Regions from separate parts of the Homo sapiens genome. Here region 1 is linked to region 2. The links are chromatin contacts, found by Hi-C in ENCODE. All regions are on one chromosome and are shown on one strand. The core of a region is the stretch at or near the end of the contact, and the rest is flanking DNA. Distances in the headings are between cores, read along the strand shown. Region 1 holds the start of LINC01726 (long intergenic non-protein coding RNA 1726). Region 2 holds the start of INSM1 (INSM transcriptional repressor 1).

Evidence for each region. Hi-C counts contacts between places; a loop is a spot of excess contacts on that map. Pooled maps may share reads with other maps.
Region 1: a map of naive thymus-derived CD4-positive, alpha-beta T cell shows a loop between it and region 2 (9-fold over the local background). The contact joins the promoter of LINC01726 here to the promoter of INSM1 in region 2. A Hi-C loop is called at or near these places in 1 of 168 maps with a recorded cell type or tissue (naive thymus-derived CD4-positive, alpha-beta T cell), 5 of 37 single-sample maps with no recorded cell type and 7 of 50 pooled maps.

Annotation. Positions count from the first base shown.
Region 1 is chr20:21,699,821-21,704,929 of GRCh38, reverse strand. It overlaps LINC01726 (long intergenic non-protein coding RNA 1726), which reads left to right and starts at 1,345. Exons shown (of 5, transcript NR_109878.1): 1 at 1,345-1,608. RefSeq lists enhancers at 1,423-2,027, 3,239-3,844.
Region 2 is chr20:20,365,507-20,370,943 of GRCh38, reverse strand. It overlaps INSM1 (INSM transcriptional repressor 1), which reads right to left and starts at 2,840. Exons shown (of 1, transcript NM_002196.3): 1 at 1-2,840. The coding sequence starts at 2,676. The coding sequence ends at 1,144. RefSeq lists an enhancer at 2,977-3,747.

The sequences.
Region 1 (5,109 bases), core at 96-2,595, 1.3 Mb before region 2:
AAGCAGTGACAGAAGGGGCAGGAGGCAAAAGGATCCCGATCTGCTGCTAAGGGGCGCATAGATCCGGCGCCCTCCTGTCCCCAAGCGCGACCGGCGGGAGGCCAAATGCATAGCTCCAGCTCTAGGTCTGAAGGACAAGTTCCTTTCTCCCTGGCGGTGGAATCTCGCACCACTCTATCCCAGGTGGCCTGGCCTCGTCTTTCTCCCAGCACCTGCAGCTTCAGGAAGTCTCTGTTAAACCACAGAATGGTCATTTCTCCTTCATTTAAATGAGGTTTTGCGCAGCCCTGAATTATTCACCCCTGAGATTGAACATCAACAATTTCTCTGTTTCTACCCTGCACCAAAGCAGTTCTGAACTCCCCAACCTGTGCAGCTAACTGTGTCCGGGAGCCATGCGGTGAGGGCCAAGAGGAGGAAACTCGTGGTTTTGAACATGAACTGATTTGAGGGGGTCAGGATCTGAGAGCTCTGAGGTTGAGCCCAGTAAGCACCAAAGGCATTGGGCTGAATGTGCTAGACCAGGAAGAGGGCATAGGGGAGAGAGTAGGAACAGCCGAGGTTTCTGAGACTCCCAGCGCTCCCCTGGAGGAGAGAACCCTCTTCCCCTCCCTCCTGCCCACCCCAAGGGTCTAGCTCTCCTTAGCCACCCAGAGTTGAGTATGGCGCCAGCGCGGTGACAGTGGCTGAGGAGCACATGGACCCTATCAGCCCACCCTGGGGAGCCATGGCTGCGGAGGCCCCGACCCCTTTGCCTCCGCTGTAGGGCCAGAGAGCATCCCTGGCTCCTAATCCACCTGTCTAAATGTATCTGTCAGGAGTGACTGGCTCATAATTCCTGGACTCTCTAGAGAGAGCACGCGGTGGGGCCACAGACAAGAATTACTCCTGGAAAAAGAAAAATCAGGTTTAAAAGAAGTGAACTCTTCCTCTCCGGCGGCATGAACACAGTACAGTCTCTGGCTCTGGGAGGTCCTGGAGACCTGGAGGAGGTTTGAGGGTCAGTGCACTGGCAGGAGGGTGCGAGAGTGGGAGCAGGGGAAGCTATGTAGAAGATTAGGCCTGTCCATGACAGCGTAGGTTTGGAGTAAGGAACAGGGAAAGGGAATGGTTTGGATTAAAGTGGGCACGCCTAAGCCAGGAGTTCCGCGAAGGCAGCGAAGAGAGGACTAAGCACGCACAGTATGCTCGGGGCTCCGGGGGTGCGGGGAGTGGGGACGCACCCTGCCCAGTGCTCTCCATTGCGGAATCTGCTAGCTTCGTCGGGCGCGAGATACCAAGAAAGGTTGATTTCCAGACCTTGGAGTCTCTGAGATAAAGGAACGCCACATCCCTGCCTCAGTCCAGTGGATACTCGTGATCCGGAAAAGCAGCTAAAGCCGCTTCTTCCCCCCAGTAGGTGAGGAGTCAACAGGCACACTCTAAAGACGAGGAAATAAAGCCGGTCGTGACACCGTGAGAGCTGGTTCGCCCAACTACCCTTTCAGGGGAACGTCCACCCCACCTCTGCTGCCGAGCTTGGAAAAGTGGCAAGGAGTCGCAGTCCAGGACAAAACTCCGCCCCCGTCCCCGTGAAGGCCGCCCGTGGCTGGGGGCTACTGTAGAGGGGTGAGTCTGGGGATTGCGCACGATGAGAGGGGGTGGTTCTCCCCGGTAGCAGAGTCCGCGAGCCTTCGTCTCAATCCTGGCCCCTTTCCCGCAGCCAGCTGTGCGCGATCGGGAGCACACAGCCCTCGCTGCAGCCTTCTGCACGGTCGGGCATAGGGAAAACCTTACAGTTTGTCGCCCCCTGTCGTCCCCCGGCCGGGTATCGCGGGTTCCCGAGCTGCAGGCTAGGCTTGGTGAGAGATGGCCCTAAGATGAGATTGCAGAAGGAAAAGAAACGTCTCTCCCACCTCCCAAGGAGGCAGCTTAGCCCTCTCCATGGCCCGGGGACAGCTACTAGTCAGCGCTGAGCGCACAGAGGTAAAGAGCTCGCGGATTCTGCGTTTTTGCTTGGCTGGGTTTGGCACCGTATTTCAGCGTCCTCTGGAAGCGGAGTGCAACAAAGTTCCGCTTCCAGGGTCGCGGGAGCCTGTTAGCTGAGGGCGCACTCAGAAACCTGGGGCAAAACTCCTCCGCCTGGGGCTGGACTCCTAGCAGGGCAGAGGATGGATCTGAGGGTACCCCAGAGGCTTCGGGCCCTCGCCCAGTTTTCCCAAGGCAGGAAAAGAAAGAGAGGTAAACTCTTTGCCGAAAGCGGGAGTCAAAAAGGAGGCGCGAAGGGGTGCCTGCCCTTCTGGGGACTGGGGGTTGGCGGCAAGGGGGGTTACTGATGAGAACTCCCTTGCTGCACGCCACCTGAGCCGTGAACTCAACACCCGAAACTTCACACTGCTAAACACCCAGGGGTTCGGTGACAGGGCCGCTCTTGGAGCTACAGTCGCCCCCACTTCATGTCTCATACTTGGCTTTGATTTTTGGTGGGTTTGTTTCCGGGAGTTAAAACAAGCAATAGGCCGGGATGTTCCCCGGGCCCATGCATTTCAAGGACTCCAGGAGAAACCTTAAGAAAAAGCTGATTTAAGTCCAACTTGGGCATACAGGTGCGCATTTCGGTTCTTGCGGGAAGTAACAGAGGGCAGAAAACACAGGTGGCACTCCCCGAGAGCCCTGGCCAGACTTGGGCCTAACAACGAAAGCTGGTACCCACCAGCAGCAGCCCGCAGGGGCCGCAGGGCCGGGATCCCGGGTCTTCCTCACGACGTCCTAGCCTCAGGCCTTAATAGGCCCGCTTTCGCTCCTGCATGAGTCCTGGCTCTGCTCAGGACCTGCGCTTTTACTGTGTTTTTAAGAGTTTTAAGAGCACTGAGCCATGAGTCCTGTGGTTCAAAATCAAAGTCAAATTGAGTCTCTTAATTTTCTTCTTAAATTTACGTTTGAAGGGGAAAATAAAAAAGCAGCTCGGGCTAAAAACGCACTTTATGCATCAGGTTATAGTACCAAGCTCCACACGTACACATGCCCGTAGTTTTGCAAAAAAGATCCGCCACATCATACTTAAAAATAAGAAGAAAATTGACGAAAAGAGAAATGAGGAGCTGCTAGCTGCAAAGAAACTATGGGAAGAAGAGCTGAGCCAGATCGGGGAGCTGCAAACCCTGGGGGAATGCGAACAACTAACAAACCAAAAGCTGGCTTGTGTAACAACACAACGAAACTCCGCGGGGAATGACTGCGGCGGTGGAAGGAGGGAGCGAGGAAGGGGAGAGGAAGACTAGATTCTGAATTGGCGCCTGTGAGCGCCGCCTCGGAGCGCAAGGTCAGAGCGTCCTCCCAACAGAGTGGATCCTCAAGGACGAGGTGGGGAGTGCGTTTTGCACAGAACCTGCCTCTCCTGACTAGGACACACAGACTCTCCAGACCCCAAATGGAAGGTGTTGAGGACCCTGCCAACTGGCATTAAAACAGAGCCCCCAAGAGCGAGAAATAACGTCCTTGGCTTCGCGGACCCATTCCCGCGGCTTATTTTCCTTTGGCCTGCTGCTGACCAAGGCGGTCGTAAAGTTGGTTCTTTGCCTAGGCCTCCATGATGTTCGCTACCCTGGAAATGTTTATTATCGAAAATGAGTCGGGTCAGCTGTGGTGGATGGAGCACCGTTTCCGCTGACACTGGCCACTACCAGCGAGCAACGTCCTTGGCAATGCATGGCGAGAGAAGCCAGGACAACTTTTTTCATTTTCCTAAAGTGAAATGAATAAAAAAGAATAGGTGAACATTTTCAATGTGATTAACAAAACGGTGGAAGACCAGTGCTCCTCAATTCTGTTCAGAGATGTAAGAAAAAAGCAAATTAGAAAACAGATTTGCTGTGAAACCTGCACTAGAAATAAATAGGGGGAAATTGAGTATTGGCAACGAAGATCTGAGATACTTTCTACCCTGCAATGCAGGGATCTGACTACTACATTAATAACATTTACTTTGGAGTAGATATATTTTAAACGTGGAATTTGGCTGATAAAAATAAACTACAGAGGGTTGGTGCCCTTTGTAGGAAGAAACGGTTTCTAGAGCCTTCAGGAGGATCTGGCATTCTTGCCATTCTTGTGTGTATATTCTCACTAGCCCCAAATCGAGTTCTGCAGATTGCTATTATGTCTCTCTCTTTCCCTGGCAATGAGCATGTCAAATAAGCCTCAATTTCCTCTTATATAAAATGACCTCTACTGTGCAATTAGATCTGATTTAATTTCATTTCATCAACATTAATGCCTGCAGAAATTTCCAGACATGGGTCAAAATTCCACCTTCGCAGTGAGCACTCAAAAAATGTTTAAGTGACAGTATTAAGTCTAAATGTCACTAATAAAATGGAAATTATTTGGGAAACTTGAAATGTCCATGTGGCATATCTCCCAGGTATTTGGAAAAGGGGAGATCTAAGAGTAGCCACAGGGGTACAAAGGATAGAAATGGTATTTGTGAAGGGAGGCGAGAGGGAGGTGGTGTAAATGCCTGCAGGATTGTTCACAAAGGCAGCAGTAAGAAGGGTCTCCTGCTGTCTAGAGGATACCCCTGCAGATCTGACTAGCTCAGCTGCAAATATTGACGCGTGTGAGACATCCACACTGGCCCAGCCTAATTGGAACCAGCTTGAAGTGTGTTGCCCTTGAATGCAAGGGTAGTGCTTTGGAAATTCTGTTCCTACATGGTAATAGAACCTGAATAATGGACAAGGAAGGTGAAGGACCCATGTGGAGCCCTTTGTCTTGATTAAAGACAATGTCAAGCCAGTCCTTGTTTGCCTGGACTTGTCTAGTTTCTTATTAAAGATCAGTCCTCTCCAATCTTCAGCACACACCCACACAAAAACATAATTCAAGCCCTGAAAATGAGATAGGTAGAAGGTTTGCTAAAGGAACGCTAACACCTGCAGCTACTGCAGGTGTTAAAACCAAAGTACTGCTCCCATCTTCAGTTATCCATTTCTTCCATCATTAAAATTATGATTAGAATTAGATGTTAAGGCTTTTATTTTTTATATCCAGCATACTATTTAGAAACACCGCTATTTTGGAATAAAGACTTTGTTACACGGTTTTGTAAACTCAGAAGTCTTGAAGTCC
Region 2 (5,437 bases), core at 1,591-4,090:
TTTGAAAATATTTTATTTGAATAGTAAATAGTTATACAGTTGAAACAGTTCTATTGAAGCTTTCTATAAATAGCTAACAATTAAGAAAATAATGTATGTAGAAAAGAGATTGCATTTAAAAGTAAGAGCTGTCGGTTGTACAAGGGCCCTGGGGACCCTCGAAGCAGAATAAATGATAGGTTGTCTGTAATTCACTCAGATAGGTATAAAAGTTAAAACTTTAAGCAGATCCCTTTAGAAAAAGGCTCTCTTCTAAAACGCACAGTGGAATGTCAAGAGTGGCAGGGTGGGGAGGGGGCAGCGCGCCAAAAAAATCTGCAATCAAATAATATCATAATCTTCATAATTAATATAAATAAATAAAGAATAAATAACAATTACTCATAAATCAACATATACATTTAGAGGGAACTGATAGTCCTACCTCAACAAAGATGATCAAACCAAAAAGTCTTACGTGAAACACTGAGGCAGTTACTACAGCATCTTCGGAACACTCCCTTCCCTCCCCCCACAAAACAATCCCAGACAACAGTTCAAGGCATTTGTGGCTATACTAAAGAAAACTCTTTTTTAAGCAATTTGATTTGTTCACATACAAAAAGGTAAAGCCAGACTCCAGCAGTTCACAAGCCATAATAAAGCTAATCGTGTGGGAAGTTCAATTTACAGCCTGTGAAATATAAAGGCATTTATTCCTCAAGATTCACCCAAAACAACCCGTACGCTACATACATAGAGAGCAGAGATTGGTAGGCGAGGCGAGACCAGACCGCATTTCTAGACCATGAACACAGCGAATACTAGCAAGAAAAAAAGCTTCTCCCCGCCAAGGGGAGGCTTCCAACCACGAGACAAACGCGTACAGCTTTTCTCCCTTGTACAGAAAGAGACTGACTCCTGTTGCGCCATGGGGGAGGCGGAGGGACACAACGTAAAAGTGGGGGTTCCAAAAGGAGTCAAAAGGAGAGTATGGGGTTACCGTCACGCCACACCGAGAGAAGCGGAGACGACACTTTCACCCGGTGGGGGCGGGGGCGAGGCTCCCCCAGCGCGGACTCGGGTTCGGGGAGTGCAGGGCGCACTCTCTTTGTGGGTCTCCAAGCGAAGGCACAGTTCGGGGGCCGGGGTGGAGGGCGCGCTCTAGCAGGCCGGGCGCACGGGCACCTGCAGGAGGATCACCTGTCTGTTTTCGGATGGGTGGCACTTGTTGATGTGCCGCGTAAGGCCGGGCGAGCTGTAGAAGGTGGCCGGGCAGTACTTGCAGGGGAACACCTGGGCGGCGTGCAGCAGGCGCAGGTGGCGCTCCTGAGCGCCCTTGCTGGCGAACGACTCTCCGCACACTGGGCACAGGTGGCACTCGGCGGACGCACTCAGGCCCAGCACGCCGGCCCCCTCGCCGTCGCCGGCCGCCTCCTGGGGCGCCTTCTCGTCGGGCCCGGGGTACAAGGCCAGTAGGTCCTCGGCCGGGGGCGCTAGCGGCGCGCCCTTGGCCTGCAGCGCCTGGTGGTGCGCCAGCAGGTGCTTGCGTAGGTAGGCCTGGCGGCGGAACTTCTTGGCGCAGTGATGGCACTCGTAGAGCCCGTCCTCGGAGCCCGACTCGGACACGCCGCCGGGGCTCGGCGTGTCCCGGTCGCTGCCGCCGCCGGGTGCCTCCCGCGCCTCAGCCCTGGCTGCTGCTTCTGGCTCCGGCGCGCGGGCGGCGGCGGGCGCGGGCCGCGGTTTGTGCCAGCGGCGGTGCGAGGCCAGGTTGGCCGGGCAGCTGAAGACCTTGGCGCACTCGGGACAGCGGTACTCCACACGCACGATGCGCGAGCATTTGTGCTGCGCCAGCGCGAACGGGTCGGCGTACTCCTCCTTGCACAGCTGGCAGATGAACTCGCCCAGCGGCCGCGCCGCGCCCCCCGCGCGGCCCCGCGGCGCCTCCACCGGGCCCTCCTTGATCTTGAGCCCCAGCACGGGCGACGTGGTCACCTCGTCCTCGAAGTGCAGCTTGCGGATGGCCTTGGGCTTCTTGGCGCCCGGGGCCTTGACTGCCTTGGCGGGCGGCTCCGCGGCGGTAGGGGGCGGGGGCCGCTTTCCCGGGGGCCGCAGGGCGGCGGCAGGGGGCAGTGGGGGGCCGGGGCCCGGGCCGCGGGCCGCCTCGGCGCCAGCCGAGAACGCCGTGCCCATCTTGAGCTCGGCGGGCGCGAAGAGCAGCGGGTCGCCGCCGCAGGTGCCGCCTCCGCCAGCTCCGCTCGCGCCGCCGCCGCCGCCCCCTCCGAGCAGCGCGGCGGGCGTGGGGAAGGACTCGGCCGAGACCGGCGAGCCCAGGTTGAAGCTGCGTTCGAAGTACTTGTGCTTCTCGTGCTCGCGGCTCACGGGCCGCGTGGGACTGTAGAGCGGCGCGGGGTGCGCAGCCTCGGGGTTGCCGAAGTGCGCGGCCCGCGGGCCCTGCGGGGGTGGCTGCGGCCCAGGCGCGCAGGCAAGCGCGGCGGCGAGCGCTGCATGGGCGCGCTCCGCGGGCGGCGGCGGCGGCAGCGGCCCGGGGACCGGGCTCGGCGCCGGGGGCTCGGCGCGGGCGCCCCCGCAGCTGGGCGAGAGCAGCAGTGCGCGGTCGCCGTCCTCGCCGCCGCGGACCCGGTAGGAAACGGGCGTGGACTTCTTGCTGCGCTTCACCAGGAAGCCGCGGGGCATGTTGGCGCGGCCCGAGGGCACGGCACTGGCTCGGTCCCCCCTCCGCGCTCGGCCCCGGCGGCCCTCAGTGCCCCCGGCCCATTGCCCGGGCGCGGCGGCTGCGGGACTCGCGTGGCGCCGGCGACGGCTCGGCCCAGCTCTGCGCCCTGCACGCGCGTCCCTGTCCCCGGGCCCGGCAGCCGCTCCCTTTTAACGGGGGGAGGGGGCCATTGTTCTCGCCTCCCGCTTCCCCTGGAGCCAATCAGCGCGTCCGCAGCTCCTCAGCCTGGCAGGGTGGGAGGGCGATGGGGCGGCCAAAAGGGGGCCGGGACTCGGGGGTCGCCCGGTAGGTGCGGCAGATGTACCTGAGGGCGCGGGGCCCCCGCGCGCGCCCCTGGTCGCCCCGCCCGGCGCCGCCGCCCCGCCCGGTCCAGGCACACGCCCGGCCCCGCCTCCCTTCACGGTCTGCTGCTTCTCTATGGGGAGGCGCACGTGCCTGGGCTTTGTGTCTCTCCTCCGGGGGGCGCGGAGCCGCCAAATGGGCCCGTCCATCAGCGCGACAATGCACGCCCCCCTCCCGCGCGGGGATTACCCGCGGGTCGCTAGCAAAATAGCAACAAAGGAGAAGAATGGCCCCAAATATGTCAGGAGGGTTCAATCCGCGAGCCGGAGCCGAGGGGGAAGTTGTGCGCGCTGATTGGGTGGGGGCGGGGGCGCGCCGGGGCGGTGCGGGGGAGATCGTTGCGGAGGCGCAGTGGCTCCGCGTGGTGTTTGGGAAATAAACAAGAATCCGAGAGAGCAGCAGGGTCCGGACGGCCTCCGCCCGGACCTTGGACGGATGGGCCGCTGGACCCAAGAGGCCAAGCAAAAGGGTTCCCCGGGGTTCCAAGTGTGGACAGGGGGCCCGGCCTTCTGGCAGTGGCCGAGGGCGATGTTTGTGCTCGCAGCCTCCGCGCGCCCACGGGGCTAGAGAAGGTTTCTTTCGAGTTTGAGAAGGAATTGGCACGGCCTTCTCAGTCTCCCGAAAGCGCGGGATTGGAGCGCGGGCGGGCTGGGCTGGGTTCCCAGAGGAACGTGAATTTCTGAACTTTTGGGTTCTTGGAGGCTTGGGAATGGCATCTTTGGCGGGGCCCGACCCAGGCCGCCCGGAGCTTCCGCGTGGTCCAAGGCTCGGTTAATCCGGGTCGAGTTGGCCGAAGCCCGAAACGCGCGGTCGGCCTCGTGCGCCCCAGTGAAGTTGGCTTTCTCCTCCCCGCGCGGCCTCATGCATTTTCATTCCGAGCGGGCATTTTGTTTGCCGGTTGACATCAGATGCTAAATCAAGGGCTCCAATCAAGGCGCTGCGAAATAAAGGGGCTGCCTGTCTGGGCGCAGCCCCCACGGAGCCGTGCCCCCTTCACCTTTGTGAAGGAAATTAACCTCCTGCTATTGAGCTCCGGTCGCGGCCAATCTGGACGCAAAAGAGACGCGTGCTGGACGGGGGGAGGGGGGGCAATCTGTACTCTGAGGCAGGCTGAGGCCTCCGAGAGGACAAGCCGCCTCCCCTGTGCCACCAGGAAGAGACAACAGCGAAGATTCCCCCCGCCCCCACCCCCACCCCCACCTCCGCTGCCGTTCCGTTTGGACCCAGACTGGGCCGCCTGCCTCCATCCTCTGTCCAGCCCAGCCCCGAGGAAACACAAAAGGCAGAATCTTCGGGGGACAGGGCAGAGAACCCCACGAGTGCGTAGTGGCCCTGATCGTCCAACACTGGGGAACAAATAGCCAAGCCACATAAAATGTCATATGCTGTGAGGAAAATGTCACTTTATTGAAAGAGAAGGAAACATTTTTCTGCAAAGCTTTGTATACCAGACAGATTTTGCTGAGTTTTACTTACGCTTAATTCCACTGAAGGTATTTAATTGTTTTGGATTTTCCCTCTGAAAATACCCTGGCGTAGAAATTAAACATGTAAAAATAGAGTCCACATGAGTCATAAGTTGTGATGGGGACAGTTGTTAGGCTTAATTAATTAAGGGGTTAATCAGGTTGGTTAATCAAGGGAAAGATATTTGATAATTTTATGTTTGTAATATTTTAACTCACACACTGAAAAGGGAAGAATGCATATAGTGAAATATATTTTGAAAAGTCTCACCCTAGTTTTAAAAATGCTGTGGTGAGTGCTAGTCTCCCCAAAAGTTAGAAATCTTAAAATGAGTTTATCTAAAATTTATAAACATATTTCTATCTAAAAGTAACTGATGTTATTTCCTTGCTCTTTTGAGCTCTGATTAATAGTGCTGATGAAATTAGAAGTGGGAAAAGGATTCCGAGACAGCTTTGGCCAATTTTATTTTCTAATCACGAATCCCATCTGGATTGTAGAATAGCATAGGGCGGGGGCTCGGCCTGCCCCATTCGGTCTTGCATATGTAACACTCCTTCCATTCAACAGATAACAGAGAGTTAGTCACCTTGTGAATCCTTTAAAAATAACAACACCCATAATTGTAAATAAGCCGTGGGGATGGGAAACCGGCACCTCTACCAACAAAAAAAACAAAACAACTCCTGCGTGAGTGAATTCAAACAGGGCTCTGAATTTAGCCAAGGGAATCTATTAAACGCTACTGAGATACTGAGATTCAATGAATCCGTTTCTTTTTCTTTATTTGTGGCTTCCAGTCTTGCTAGCGTAAATGAAATCTGCTTTCAGACGGGTACAGTCAAAATAAATGGAAACTTGAAAGGTACTAGTATTGGAAACTAATTTCACCACCCGGGGCTGGAAGGAGTT